Linked DNA regions of Homo sapiens: region 1 is linked to region 2. Evidence: read pairs that join two places in POLR2A ChIA-PET (ENCODE). Cell type or tissue: MCF 10A. All regions are shown on one strand. Each heading gives the region's core, and the rest is flanking DNA. Links, peaks and the distances in the headings are about the cores only.

Region 1 (7,598 bases), core at 1,738-6,737, 56 kb before region 2:
TTGATTCGTTAGGGCATAGATGAGAATATAACTTATTTTTAGAAATTTTAAAGTTGATATATTGACATGGAAGCTGGTGTATTCTAAATTATTGTGATCTTTTTTAGAAGACTGAAGAGATGGCTATTTCATAACATTAGTCTAATCTACCTGTTATACATTTTTCTCAACCTCTATATTATATTTAACAATAATTCAAGATTTAGAGCATTAGTAATATTAACTGTGTTGAATAAACATCCTATGCCCCCGTATGTAGTTGACATTATTAGAGTAATACAGTTTTGCCCTCTTGACAGCCACAGACACTGTTCTATTTTAAAGATTTAGCCAAAATAAAGGGAATAACGTATTAATGGCCACAGAACATTTTGTAGTCATTAGTAATAAAGTTCTGAATACTACACTTGTTTTTTGAAGAGACACTTTGTGTCAGTAATTTCTCAAGATACCATTATGTCTGTGTTATTTGAGATTAATATTGTTTCTAAGCAGGTTGTAATTTAAAATTTTTAATCTCTTTTAAAAATAGTATTCTTAGCTTCTTAATAGCCTCATGTTAGGTATTATATTAAATGGCTTTCTTAAATGGCTTTGCTTAAAAGCAACATTTGTTATAAAATAGCAAGATTTTTGCAGGTTAAACAGACTTTAAATACTAGAAATTAAGAATTTGAAGAGGTTATCTGTAGAACTTTTGAGTTTGATTAAAAACAAATATTATTTTCAGAAGAGACAAAGATTCTTTATTGTGATTCATTTTGGAAAGGATGAAAATAGAGTAAGGGAATTTAAAAAGAAACTTGCCATAAACATTGTTTTATTTTTTGCTTTTATCTAAACTTTGTGACAGAAATTGATTTTTCAATTTAATAAGGTATTGTAAAGTGTACTTAGCACTCTCTTGTCTTGACTAGTTGCTTTTTATTAAACCATATTCATAACATGACATTTAGAGACTAGCACAGTGAAAGAGTAAAATTTAACCATTTTTGTAAGATGTAATACTAATCGGAAATGTTCTCATATTGTCTTCTGACAAAGTCCATGGCAGAAGGATGAGCTGGGTTGTAGAACATGGCTTTTGTAGCACTGATTCTTCCTAGCCTTCTTTTCACTTAGGTGCTAAGGGTCGCCCTCCCAAAGCCAGTACTATCAGCCAGGTGACTTAACATCTTTCTGGCAGCTACTGTCTTTAGCTTTGATTTTTTTTCCCTTTTTTTGTTGTTATAATCTTTAATAGAGAATTGAAAGTTACTCTTTAAAATATGGTTTCTAATCTGAAGCTTTTCCTGAATCAATTAGGTAGTTTCTTATTGTTTTAGTGTAGTACTTAGTAGTCAGTACTTTGCCCGCTTATAGAAGAATCTTTGGTTTCACCTATTGCTTGGCTCGATTAGTTACTTGTTTCTTAATTATGACCCTGTTGTTTATTTTTCTGCAAAGAGAAAAGTTGTCATTTGAGTTTGAACTTTGTCTTTTCCCAGTAGTAAAGTTGAACTTTGGACCTCTGGTGAAATTGTTTTGTGATATACTACTATGACTAGGTTTAGTTTCTTTGATTTTACTACAGAGTATATATTCTTAAACCATTTCTATTCTGATTAATATACAAGTAGTGAATTTTGTTCTGAAATTCCCCAGACTCTAATTGTGCAGAGTTTTATGCTTCTTCATACACCTTTAAGCTCATATTTCAGCAGTTTGCTTTCAGTAAGTTTCAGTAAATTATGTGTATTTTATTCCAGAGATTAAGTATCGGTACAATAAATACATGAAATCATTGTCTACTGCCATATGCACACATTACATTCAACTACCCTAAGCAAGTAGTGTATCCAGGGATGGAAATCATAGGAAACAATGTTATAGTTTGTTTAAATAAAAACCAAGTTGAAACAGTTCCTGGGTAATGTTAAAGGTAGGTAAAAGTCTTCACTGCTGACTCTTTGGGACATCCAATTTGTAAGGGAGTTTTGTTAAAATGGGCTAATTCCTAGAAATACACTTCCTGTTGGTGAAGAAACACTACTGGATGCTTTAAAATAGGAAATATTTATGTTATTCAAATAAAAATAATGCTGTGCCTTTCTTATCTCTTGAATCTTTTTGTTAGTTTTTTTTTTTTTTTTTTTTTTTTTTTTTAGTGGGATATTTAGGATTTTTGATGAGTTTTGTTTAGGTGGTTGTATTATATGAGGATGGGAAAGGTAAGAGAATTTAGAGTTAATTGTTAGCCTCCCAGGCTTACAATACATTTCTTCGTACCTTTTTTAAAACAAGAAAATCTAGAGACCTAGAGATTATTTTAGAAACAATAGAAAAAGAAGCAAGCCAAGCCCCTTTGCTAGGGAAAGTAGCATTACATTTTGATAAACCTTGAAGTTGAAAATTTCCTATTTCAAATTTTGGTAGTTTTTTTTTCTTTTTTCCCTAAAGCTCTTAATAACTCAGGGGTTCAGGTTTTGGATTCTGTTCATTGACACCTTCAATTCATATGAGTAATGGGCTTACACCTTAGCAATTGCAAGCTGATTTGCTTGCATGATATTTGATGACTTTTATTATATCATTAACATCTTTGTACTTAAAAAATATTTTCTCTCCATCATTCTCTAAGAGTACTATATCCAAATATCTCAGTATGTATATATGTATATACGTGTGTGTATATATATATTATATGCATATATGTATATGTATATACACACACACATACTTTTGTTAACTTTTCTTGTATATCATTTTCTAGTATATCATTTTGGGTACTTTATTGATCCTGCCCTCACCCCCAGACTTTTATAATTTAGTTTGTAAAACTTTATTTTCCTAGGTTGAGGCATTTTAATAATTCTTTAATTTCTTGCTATCTTACTGGTACAAACAAATACTTAACATTTGGCCATTTGATTTTTAGATGATTTTAAATTTTATTCAGTTTATTGCTAAAACTGATTTTCATGTAACATAACTCTGTGTTCCTGGGACGTATACATTATTTTTCCTCTGAGATCCTGGCACATACTTTATAAAACCTTTTGTTTTGAGAGACAAATTTTTGTGATTTTTTTTCTGCTAATTTATGTAAACTGGCGACAAAACAAATCTTCTAAATTCATTCAAGTGTCTGACTTATGAAGTCAGTGCCTAATCTTCTCAAGTGATAGTTTCATACAGAGTCTTTACTATGTAACCCCTAAGTGCTTTGTAATTTTTGGGGGGACTTAGTGTTTTGGGAGTATGTTGAAAGAGAATCTTGTTTTTATGGATTACTTCAGTATTATTTACCAATTTCAAAATCTGTGAATGTCAGGGTTGTGTGTGTGTGTGTGTGTGTGTGTGTGTGTGATTTGACAAAAGATAAGTGTTTTGGTATTGAAGACTAGAACCGTTTCGCCTTTAATAAATTATTTTTTGTCTTCTGAAATTTTGAGCAATAATTTTCTTGAAATACTACATTTTGGTAGATAGAGTGAATGCCCTGAATTTAAAACTATTGTCTAAAGTAAGAGTTTCAGAAACTTAGAAGCTGGTGTTATGAGACATGTTTGTAGGGAAAGAGGCAAATCCATTCATTGCTCTTCTAGCTAATTTTGCTAACAAAATATCTTGCTAATATTTTGTTTTTGAAGAACAACTATTATTCAGAATGTTTTCCAAGAAAAGATGCATATTTTATTTAATACAGAAAAAATAAGAAGTCCTATTACTGGCACGCATTCATTCCCTCAGCAAATACTTAGTGGTGCACCCACCAAGTGCCAGCATGGAGCTAGCACTGGCGATATAAACATGAGTCAGAAATTGTGTGTCTTCAAGAAGCTGGCAGTTTAGTGGGAGCTTAATGACTCATTGGTAAGGAATACCTGTAGTAAGGGTTTTGCCTTTTTCACTTTTCTGCCAGTGTTTAAAACTCTTTAGGTAGGTCTTAGTATGAATTTTGGTGAAAATGAGACTAACTGGCTGCATAGTGTGCTATTCGAAAAAGTAGTGGAGCTGCATTTTAGAAAGGATTTGGGTTCTCAAGTCATCACAAAAAGAGGGAAATCAAATATAAGCAAAACTGTCTTTTCAAAAAGCCCTTAAATTGTGCATAAAATACTATATTGTACTGTTTGTAGGATGAGTCCAAATGCCACTTTTCCACCCATGTTGGAACCAATTGCAGTTTTTTGGTCGAATACCAGAAGAAGTAATTTGCTTGCATTAAAAAGATATGTTTTACAAAAAAACTTTTAATTCTAAGAAATTATCCTCATCTAGGTATGTACAGTGAATTTATGGAAATTAAATGTGTACATGAAGTGAAAGAATGATTTCTTTTCTTTTTTTCTTTTTAATATCTTGGTAGGATCCACGCCATCTGCCCTTGTTTTCTGACTTGAGTGGTTGAGGAATGAATTGTGAATAATTTTGAACTTGTTTGGGTTTTGAAAGATGACAGATTTTGGTTGAGTGGAATTAGGATCTTTCCAGTAGTAGGTAAGAAGCAGAGGAGGAGAAAAACACAGGGCAAAAACGTTCCATACAGAAAGGTTTACAGTGTGGTCCATCTCAATAATTTTGTGTGTGTTTGTGTACAAGGGCACAAAATCCACATTATAGAATAATTGGAAATTATTTTGTACAAGGGCACAAAATCCACATTATAGAATAATTGGAAAATAGAGGGAAGATCATATTAATTGTTTAAATGTATAGGTAGTTCCATTATGAATAGTCTCCTGTAAGTTTTTTTTAAATGTGTTATCTCCTCGAAATAATGCTCTAAGGTGCTTAATGCTATTTCTGCCTTCAGCCTCATTCCACTCATAATGTTATACTATGAATATTTTTATTTAACCCTTAATGTACCATTAGTTCTGTTCTTTATGGTTAATAGCCCTATTTTTGTTGTTTTGGAAGTCTAGCCAGTTTTATGGGAAAACACAATTTGCTAGCCTAGGAAAAAGGGAATTGAAAAATATATTTTCATCTTAATCCCGCCTTCCCTTTTGTTACAGCCACAGCCGACTGGCTTCCAGTGAGAAGGGTGGCATCATTATATCTCCATTCTTCCCTGAACCCTAGCAATTTATCCTGATGCAGCCACTCAGCTGCATTGCAGTGGTTTCCAGGAGCAACCCACTTACCTGCAGCCCCCACCCATTTCAGTCATCCCAACATGGCCAGGGGAACATAGATTACATTTTGAGGACCATAATTTGACTTATGACATATCTAAATACCTGAGAAAGGACACGCTGTCCTTATAGGTGATTAGGTACTTGTTTTATTAACACATACTGAGAGATATTGTTTTAGAGACTCTGTATGGGTTATGAAGGGTTAAACTTTTTTGCCATAATTTGTTTGGAGTTTAGGGTTTGGTTTTAAAAAATATCATGCAGTGGTAATTGGAAAAAATTTTGTTTCAAATTTATTAATAATTAAGATCTTTTCTATTTGGAGGCTTCCCTTTTTATTGTCTTGGGTATACAATGTGAACGGTAACCGATCTACTTAATTAAAACTTTCTGGCATTTTAGCCTCTTTGCTTTTGCTGGTTTTTTTGCACATAATTTGAAACACGTAATTATTATTTTCTGGCTTCAGGGGAGTTTGTGAGAGGCAAGCCTGTATCTCGTTGTTCTGATTGGGAATTACACATGACTATGAAAAATGGGATTTTACTATACATAATGGCATTTAACAGAAGTAGTTTTATGAAAGGAAAATATCCTACAAGGTAGGAAAAAAACAAGTATTTATTAATGCTTCATTTTCTGAACTTAAATAGAATTAAGCTAAATTGGCTTTGCTTTTTCCTCCAATAAAATAACTTTTAAAAATTCACTTTAATGGAGTAGTTCCAGAGATATATTACTCTTTGGATATGGTTATCTAGTTTGCAGCAAGTATCTTGTGATATATAGCTTAGATCTCAGCAGGAAAGAAAAAAATCTTAATTTACATATCAGTTTCTGTATTTGTAAGAATTCTGTAGCAAGTGACAGAAACGCTGTTGAGATTAATGTAGGCTAAGAAGAAATTTATTGACTTACATACATTAAAATCCAGGCATAGATCAGTAACAGCTAACTTCTGTTCTCAAGTGTTGGTCATTAGAATTATTATTTGGTTCTCTTTTCTTCTGGGTTGGATTTTTTCTCAGCTAGACTGTCAGTGTAGCGGTGAAGGTAGCTCTGAACCCCGAAGTCATACAGGGTCCTTAAAGCTTCTCATCTTTTTGGAGTCTAATAACAAATCTCATGCAGGGACTTTGGCCCTGTGCCCATCTCTTGGACCAATTATTGTAGAGAGAGGAGAGGACAATGAAGTGCCATGATTGGTCAGGCGTGGGGACATGTCTACCCTTGCAGCTGGGTATAAATAGCATAATATGATTAATAACTGTAGCAGAACCCCAAGACGTAAGGGAGGGGGAGTTCCTGAAAGGGTGGGATGCCGAGGAATCAATACTACAGGAAATGATCTCTTTTAAAACATTTAATCTCTCTTACTTGGAGGCCAGAAGTAGTACACAGTTGTCATAAAACTATCATTTTTAGAAAAACAGATATTGGCTGTAAACCAAAACTGATTTGATTTCTAGGCACTGCTTTTACTCAAATATTTAAATAAAAAATTGCTTTTATTTAAAAGTTATTTCTTTAAAAAATTGAAATACTGATACCTTAATGTGCACAATTTAAAAGTATTTCTTGTAATTTTTATTTAATTTTCTTTAAAAAAATTAAATAAGATTCTCTAAAATCAATGCTGTTGATTTTTAGGGAGATGGAATACTTTGGAAGATTAACAGTCTTTGGCATTGAGAAAAATATTATTAGCCTAGTTAAACAATTACGTTTTTAAAACAATTTTATTCTACCATTTTGAAAATGAAATTCTAAACGAATTACTTTCCAAGGTGTTTTGCTTTTAAAACAATGGTCTTTTTAAACACAAATTGAGACAATGTCATTATTGTAGTATTTCTGAGGGCTCCCTAATAATACTTTTTAACCATGATTTCGTGGAAATTATGTGAAAGGAACTACTTCACTGACTCTTATATAAAATGGGTATATAAGAGTTTTGAAACATTACTTAAGTATGGTGTCATGTGGTAACTGTTTAATTACCAAAAATGTTATTTGGCAGATATTGCAGGATAAAATCTGATCCCCTTTTTAAAGTTTTTTATAGCCTCCACTGGGAGAACAGAGGTACTCAGAGCAGGGGTAGACAGTTGAAAGAGAGGGGTGGGTGCTCCAAATAACATTTCATACTATTTTTATATTCTATTACTGTATCAATGTCTTCAGCTTTGGTGCCATAAAAATAATAATTTTAGTAATAACTTTGAGTTTATATATGCCATGCACAGTAGGAGTTTTGTAGTTTTGCCAAGTGTCATCTGGTAGTTGGATCTTTAGTGAATATTAAATGTTGGTAGATTATTGGTGAATGCACTTACTGTACATAAAAATGAACATTCATGGAATTGGGTGTGATTTGCCAGTAAGAATCATCATAGCAAGTACTTTGTATTGTTAGATTAGTTTGGGCACCCTTCGGATGACTTTAGACCATATTTGGAAAATTACTGCTTC
Region 2 (7,598 bases), core at 985-5,984:
CGAGTTGGAAGAGGCGAGTCTGGTCTCAAAATGGAGGGCCATGATCCAAAGGAACCAGAGAAGTTGAGAAAACTGTTTATTGGTGGTCTGAGCTTTGAAACTACAGATGATAGTTTAAGAGAACATTTTGAGAAATGGGGCACACTCACAGATTGTGTGGTAATGAGAGACCCCCAAACAAAACGTTCCAGGGGCTTTGGTTTTGTGACTTATTCTTGTGTTGAAGAGGTGGATGCAGCAATGTGTGCTTGACCACACAAGGTTGATGGGCGTGTAGTGGAACCAAAGACAGCTGTTTCTAGAGAGGATTCTGTAAAGCCTGGTGCCCATCTAACAGTGAAGAAAATTTTTGTTGGTGGTATTAAAGAAGATACAGAAGAATATAATTTGAGAGACTTCTTTGAAAAGTATGGCAAAATTGAAACCATAGAAGTTACGGAAGACAGGCAGAGTGGGAAAAAGAGGATTTGCTTTTGTAACTTTTGATGAGCATGATACAGTTGATAAAATTGTTGTTCAGAAATACCACACTATTAATGGGCATAATTGTGAAGTGAAAAAGGCCCTTTCTAAACAAGAGATGCAGTCTGCTGGATCACAGAGAGGTCGTGGAGGTGGATCTGGCAATTTTATGGGTCGCGGAGGAAACTTTGGAGGTGGTGGAGGAGCTATGGTGGTGGAGGTGGTGGCAGCAGAGGTAGTTATGGAGGAGGTGATGGTGGATATAATGGATTTGGAGGTGATGGTGGCAACTATGGTGTGGTCCTGGTTATAGTAGTAGAGGGGGCTATGGTGGTGGTGGACCAGGATATGGAAACCAAGGTGGTGGATATGGTGGAGGTGGTGGAGGATATGATGGTTACAATGAAGGAGGAAATTTTGGCGGTGGTAACTATGGTGGTGGTGGGAACTATAATGATTTTGGAAATTATAGTGGACAACAGCAATCAAATTATGGACCCGTGAAAGGGGACAGTTCTGGTGGAAGAAGCTCGGGCAGTCCCTATGGTGGTGGTTATGGATCTGGTGGTGGAAGTGGTGGATATGGTAGCAGAAGGTTCGAAAAACAGCAGAAAAGGGCTACAGTTCTTAGTAGGAGAGAGAGCGAGGAGTTGTCAGGAAAACTGCAGCTTACTTTGAGACAGTCCTCCCAAATGCATTAGAGGAACTGTAAAAATCTGCCACAGAAGGAACGATGATCCATAGTCAGAAAAGTTATTGCAGCTTAAACAGGAAACCCTTCTTGTTCAGGACTGTCATAGCCACAGTTTGCAAAAAGTGCAGTTATTGATTAATGCAATGTAGTGTCAATTAGATGTACATTCCTGAGGTCTTTTATCTGTTGTAGCTTTGTCTTTTTCTTTTTCTTTTCATTACATCAAGTATATTGCCCTGTAAATTGTGGTAGTGGTACCAGGAATGAAAAATAAAGGAATTTTTAACTTTTCAAAAGAAAAATTTTTCAGTATATCTGCATAAATGAAATTGGTCCATCATGTGTATTAGAGGAAGCTATCCTTACTCCGTTTGTTATCAGGATTATGTTAGCTTGAAGAATGGACTGATAAACTTTCTATAAGGCTTATTACAGGCTTTAACCTGTAAAATTGATCTCATCGTAAACAGCTTTGAGAGTATACAGATAGTTGACTATTTTTCTTCTCTGGTTTCTTCAGATACTCTTCATCATCTTGGATTTGTTTTAATAATTTATATATGTTAAAGAAAATAATCAAAACTGTGCAGATTTATAAATCTTTAAAATTGTACACAATATTATATATTTTAAAACTCCCTACATATGCAGTTTTATCACCCTTCTCATTTATGGTACACCATAAGACTCACTTTTTGATGCCAAGTGTTCTCGAAAATGTCCTAAGGAAGATCATTGCTGGAACAATGTTATTTTTGAGACTTTTGTTCCTTATAAGGAAATAGACATCAATTAAGGAGGGAATTTTTTTTTTGGAGGTGGAAATGGGTAGTATGATCAAGCAACTATATGTATATTTCCCTGGGGAACACGGCATTAAGAAGAGAAAATAATCCCAACTATTAACAATTTCATCTGTGCAGTGGTTTTTATTCTGCAACATTGTCTTTTCTATTTTTGTACATGTTTTCTAGAAAAGGTAAACATGTAGTAGAAATAAATGTGATGTTAATTGCTATGGCAGTGTGTCTGTACACATTACTTTTTTCTCCTGTCTACCCACCTTCCATTGGCAATCACCCAACTGGTTAGGTAAATGAGGGTGGATGGATAATAAACGTTTCTTCACAATTACTTCCTTAGCTCTCAAAAGGGATTCTGAAGCATTCCATTATAAGTGCTGCTTACAGACATGCTGAAATGACCACTTTTTGCTCTGGAGTGATATTCTTTGCTTAATAAAGAACAAGAGATCACAATATCTTTCTTTCCTGAGCAGAAGCAGGGCAAACTGTTGATTCCTTTTTGTTTTTTTCCTGCAAAGAAAGGACCTTGCTTATGTCACCCAATTTCCCCTTTCAGGAAGGGGAAGTAATTTTTAGTAAGTCAAGGTATGTAGTAGCCATAAGGTCTTCTGTTTAGGATTAAGGTTCAGTGAAGTCATTTGGCATTCATTTATTTTTGGAGTTTTGATCCGAAAGCTGCTTCATTGCAGAATTTTAGTCTGAATTATGTTCTAAAGATTGATGATCTCTCTATGGGACTTCACTGTAACTACTCCATTAGGACATCAGATTTAGCCAAGTATTTATGTGTTAATTTTGTTGGATTAACTTATGTGCATAGACATACACACACACACACACACACACACACACACACACTGAAGCCTCATTGTTCCCTTAAATTTTAATTTTTATTTGATATCTTTTCATAATCTATTGAGAAAAGTTATGATGGGAATGCAGTACTGTGAGTTTGCACTGACAATAAAGGTTGATCTATGACAGCCTCTTAGAAGCAACTACTTTAAAATATTTTATAGTGGGAAAAAACCCCACAAATGCAGTTGTTGTTTTGTATACTTTTTTCTCTGTTGACCTGAATAGGATTAAATAACCTCTAGGGTGATTTGCCCATTCAGCAAAGTGGCACAGGCCAAAAAGGAGATTAAAGTAGGATGAGGGGGAAACAAGGAAAACATGACAAAGGAAAACCCAAGATTAGAAAGACTCAGTGAAGAAATTTTACTCAAAGAAATAAAGAGGTTTTTTCTTCCTTCAGTATCCCCAAAGCAATATAGCAGGAAATCTTACTTTGATTATCCATCAACAAGCAAGAGTGGAATTAATAAGTTGACCAGCAAATTGATACATTCCACTGTGCACGCAAAAGTCAGACCCTTATAAGTAAGCAGTTGCATGATATACTTTATAAGTATATAAGCACATATGTTACAAGTTCTTCATGGGAAAGCAGACCAGCTCAGCCTAGCCTGAATGCCACCTAGTGTTCTCTTGTATGTATAGGATACAAGTGGAGCCAATGGTTGATTAATTGAAAATGACAATTAAGATAGGGAATTACATAAATTGATATAAATTTTCATGAGCATTTGATTTTTAACTTAAAGCATATACTGACTGGAGACTGCTGTCATCTTTCTTGCATAAACAACATATAATGCTTGTCTCCTGTTTCCAATTCAAATTTCCATAAAGTAGAACAAGAGCTTAGCAAACTGAGTATGGAATCCTACTCGATTTTTATATTTTTTATAACAATTTTTCTTTTCTAACATTTTGAGATTTACCTTTCCAAAGCTTTCAGTGTTTTCCCAAAACATTTATCTGTTTTCATAGAAACACCCTTTTTGTACTCATATTTCATAATATTTAATTAAATATTAAATTGCATAATCACAAATTGGCATAAAAGCAGTGAGAATGAACATAACTTGGTAAAACAGAATGTGAAGACATACTGCTATTGGAGTAGTCTGTTTGATTTAGCTTGCCTGTGGGCAGCTGCATGTTTTAAACAGGAAATGTAGAGCTAGCCCTTACATAGTGGAGATAGCCCATTTGGGGAGTTTCTGCTCTGTTTGATTTGGCTGATGCCTGTATTCTTCTTTAGGGATAATTAGCTATGATAGGCCTTTATGGCTAAGACTTTAAACAATAATACTTGGTGAAGTGAGTTGTCAAGGAGCTAAATATACACATTAGTATGAGAAGAGAGCAACACGCAATCTGATTTCAGAGCTGGTGCACTTAACCATCATGCTATCTACTGCTTCCCCTTGTGGGAAGTATTAGCATGCCACTTTATGTCCATAATATAGCAAGTAGATAAGAAATGGTGCATAGGAAATAATATAATTATGCTGACCCTTTTCTATATTAAACATTATTCTCAAAAAACAGAGCATATACCTCAGATATCTCTAGAAGAGTTACCAAAACTGATCTTCTATTAGGTTAACAGTATGCCACTAAATGAGTAAGAACAGGAATTATGCAAGCCATTTATGTAGATGAAATTCAAATAGAATTATAAATAACAAAACTGAAAAAGCCATTTGGTTGATAATTATTATTTGGGATGCATATTTTGCTTGTTTTAAATTAGTTTTCAGGGTCTTCTTCCTTTAGGGGTAGCTTAGCTCAGTCTTTAGCCTGATTCAGTTCAAGAGAAGAAAGGCTAACTACTTTTTACCCATAAGAGGCAGTGCAGCTTACTCTCTGGAGTCAAGCTAACAAGTATGACCTGTCCGTACATTTTAATTTCACTTAGTAGCTGTGTGACCTCGGGCAAATTACCTTACCTCTCTTGTCTCAGTTACCTCATTATAAAATAGGGATTAGTATCTATTACACAGAATTTCTTTTATTTATTTATTTTATTATACTTTAAGTTCTGGGATACATGTGCAGAATGTGCAGGTTTGTTACATAGGTATATACATGTCATGGTGGTTTGCTGCACCCATCAACCCATCTCTACATTAGGTATTTCTCCTAATGCTATCCCTCCCCTAGCCCCCCATCCCTCGACAGGCCCCGGTGTATGATGTTCCCCTCCCTGTCTCTATGTGTTCTCATTGTTCAACTCCCACTTATGAGTGAGAACATGCGGTATTTGGTTTTCTGTTCTTGTATTACACAGAATTTCAATGAGAATTAAATGGATTCATGTGAAGTTCTTACAACAGTGCCTGGTGTATAGTAAATGCTCAGTAAATGATAGTCATCATCATCCTTATCAACCTTGAAAAAGGGAAATAGTGATATTATTGTTGAAAATATAGCCAGAAACATGAATCTGAAGTATGTAGTATTGGAGATTAGGTACAGAATAAACAAGAAGTAGAACCAGAGAAGGCATACGTGAAAAATTAATGTGTGGTCCAGAATAGATGTCATAGTTCTGGGCATTACCTCTTGTTCATTAAAAGATAAATAGTGGGTCAGGGTAGAAATAAAAAAATAAGCTGGAGGAAGGAAATAATAAAAATGACATAGAAATACAGTAGGATAAATTCGAGAGTGGACTTTCTGAAAAATCCCAATAATATATGAGTACCTACAGCAAATCTAATTGGAAAAGAAAAAGAACGGGGGAAATCATTTAAAAAGTTAAAAAGAGGATCAGGGAGAGATCCTAAATAGTGTGAGAGACTGCTATGCAGAGTTGTGTGGTAATATATTTGGAAATCTTGATGAAATCTAAAATTTCCTAGCAGATATAAAAATCAGCTAGAGAAATAGAAGACTGTGATTATGTCATTCTTCTGCTTGAAATTCCCCTAAATAGCTTCCCATTGTTCTCAAGATAAAGATAGATACTTTCAACTTGTCTTCCAGTCCTCCCTGATCTGACCTGTTTCTTGCCATCCAGGCCTTGCATTCTTTTCCCTTGGGCTCCTGCACTCTGGCCATATTGATCTTCTTTCTGTTCATCTAATACTGTTCTCTTTTGCACCAGGACCTTTGCACGTCCTGTTTGTTTTGTGTGTTTTGAACACTTAATTTCTATTAATCCTTAGATTTCTACTCAAGTTTCATGTCATGGGGAAACTGAACCTTACTCTTCACAGACTAGGTTTGGGTCCCTGTGCCATCTGCTCTCATAGCTCCTTATACTTTGTTTTCATACTTAACACTATTAACAATTATTTCTGGGTATTTATGTCTCTTTCTCCCCAAGTATATCATAATTTCTTTGATGGTAGAATTGATGGCTGTTTTGCTTATTCTTGCCTAGCACAGAGAGAGGTACTCAGTATTTTCTGATTAAATAAGGACTTGCATAGTCAAATAACCTCTTCCGTTTTTTCTTTTTTCTCTCTCTTTTTTTTTTGGAGATGGAGTCTTGCTCTGTCGCCCAGGCTGGAGTGCAGTGGCATGATCTCGGCTCATTGCAAGCTCTGCCTCCCGGGTTCACGCCATTCTCCTGCCTCAGCCTCCCGAGTAGCTGGGACTACAGGCGCCCGCCACCACGCCCGGCTAATTTTTTTTTTTTTTTTTTTTTGTATTTTTAGTAGAGACAGGATTTCACCATGTTAACCAGGATGTTCTTGATCTCCTGACCTCGTGATCCGCCCACCTCAGCCTCCCAAAGTGCTGGGATTACAGGCGTGAGCCACCACGCCCGGCCCCATTTTTTCTTTAATAGTGAGATTTAGAAACCCATCCTCTCTCTCTCTCCCTCTCAAACATAAAAAACAACCTAAGTTGTTTCACAGACACATTCTTGTAAGCTTTCTAGGAAATAATTTTCTATATCCAACTGTTTTGTAACATACCCATATACATATAGAAAGCTATCCAGTTCATTTTATTTCAATCTCAAATTTGATAAAGTACCAAAAAGTAGTAATACAGACCTAGTTCAGTCATGAATATGGATGGGAAAAGTCAATATAAAATTCTAGCAAATCAGATTCAGCAGGATATTAAAAGAACATTTCATAACATAAGTTATACATTGAATTTAAAAAGTAGGTGAATATTAGATTAAAAATGAAAAACCACATGGTGATCTTAATGCCACAAAAGAGTTTGATAAAACTCAATATTCATTCTTTATAAAAGTATTTAATGGTTTGGATGAAGACTTCTTCAGTTAAAGAAAAACAAAGAAGAATTTCTGTCCAAACCAATATCCCAGTATCTTGCTATATAATGAAATGATAGAGTCATTTCTATGAAAATAGGATAAAATAAAGAGGCTTGCGGATACAGCCTTTTTTTTTTTTTTCCAAGTTCTAGACAATGCAATAAAACATAACAGAAATTAGAAGCAGGGCTTTTGGAAAAAAGGAGATACAGTTCCCATTTATTTGCAGGCCGATTGGTTATATCTAGAAACCAAAGAGAAAATTAAAAACTTTTGGAATTAGTAAGAATAGGTATGAATTAATATGAGAGTTGAGTTGGATACACATGTTTTTGAGCTGATTCATGCAAAGGCTTTCCAAGCTCCTTTGTGTTTTACTAGGTTGTGTTTGCTTAAAGTTGGCTCGCTAGTACGCAGTCATGAGTCAGGGGAAGAGAAGGAGCCTGACTGGCTCCTATATTGTTCTGAGTCATATTTCTTTTTTTCAGTGGAATTAAACCAACATGATTGTTGAAAGAGATCAAAATTTGGCAGGTTTTCA

Evidence for each region. Peaks named below come from ENCODE experiments on the same cell type or tissue, not always from the same donor. Only the 100,000 strongest peaks of a DNase experiment are listed, where the experiment ranks them.
Region 1: POLR2A ChIA-PET joins it to region 2 with 18 read pairs; 4 of 35 experiments call an interaction of 5 or more read pairs at or near these places.

What each region holds. Positions count from the first base shown.
Region 1 is chr1:113,392,972-113,400,569 of GRCh38, forward strand. All of the region lies in intron 1 of MAGI3 (membrane associated guanylate kinase, WW and PDZ domain containing 3), which reads left to right. Among named protein-coding and RNA genes, the nearest start is that of MAGI3, 6.3 kb to the left of the region's middle. In MCF 10A, for the core only: no CTCF peak of the experiment used is centred there; a DNase peak (open chromatin) is centred at 3,800.
Region 2 is chr1:113,449,670-113,457,267 of GRCh38, forward strand. All of the region lies in intron 1 of MAGI3 (membrane associated guanylate kinase, WW and PDZ domain containing 3), which reads left to right. It also overlaps the pseudogene LOC100421402. Among named protein-coding and RNA genes, the nearest start is that of MAGI3, 63 kb to the left of the region's middle. In MCF 10A, for the core only: CTCF peaks have their summits at 3,459 (motif pointing left), 4,068 and 4,268; DNase peaks (open chromatin) are centred at 3,432 and 3,952.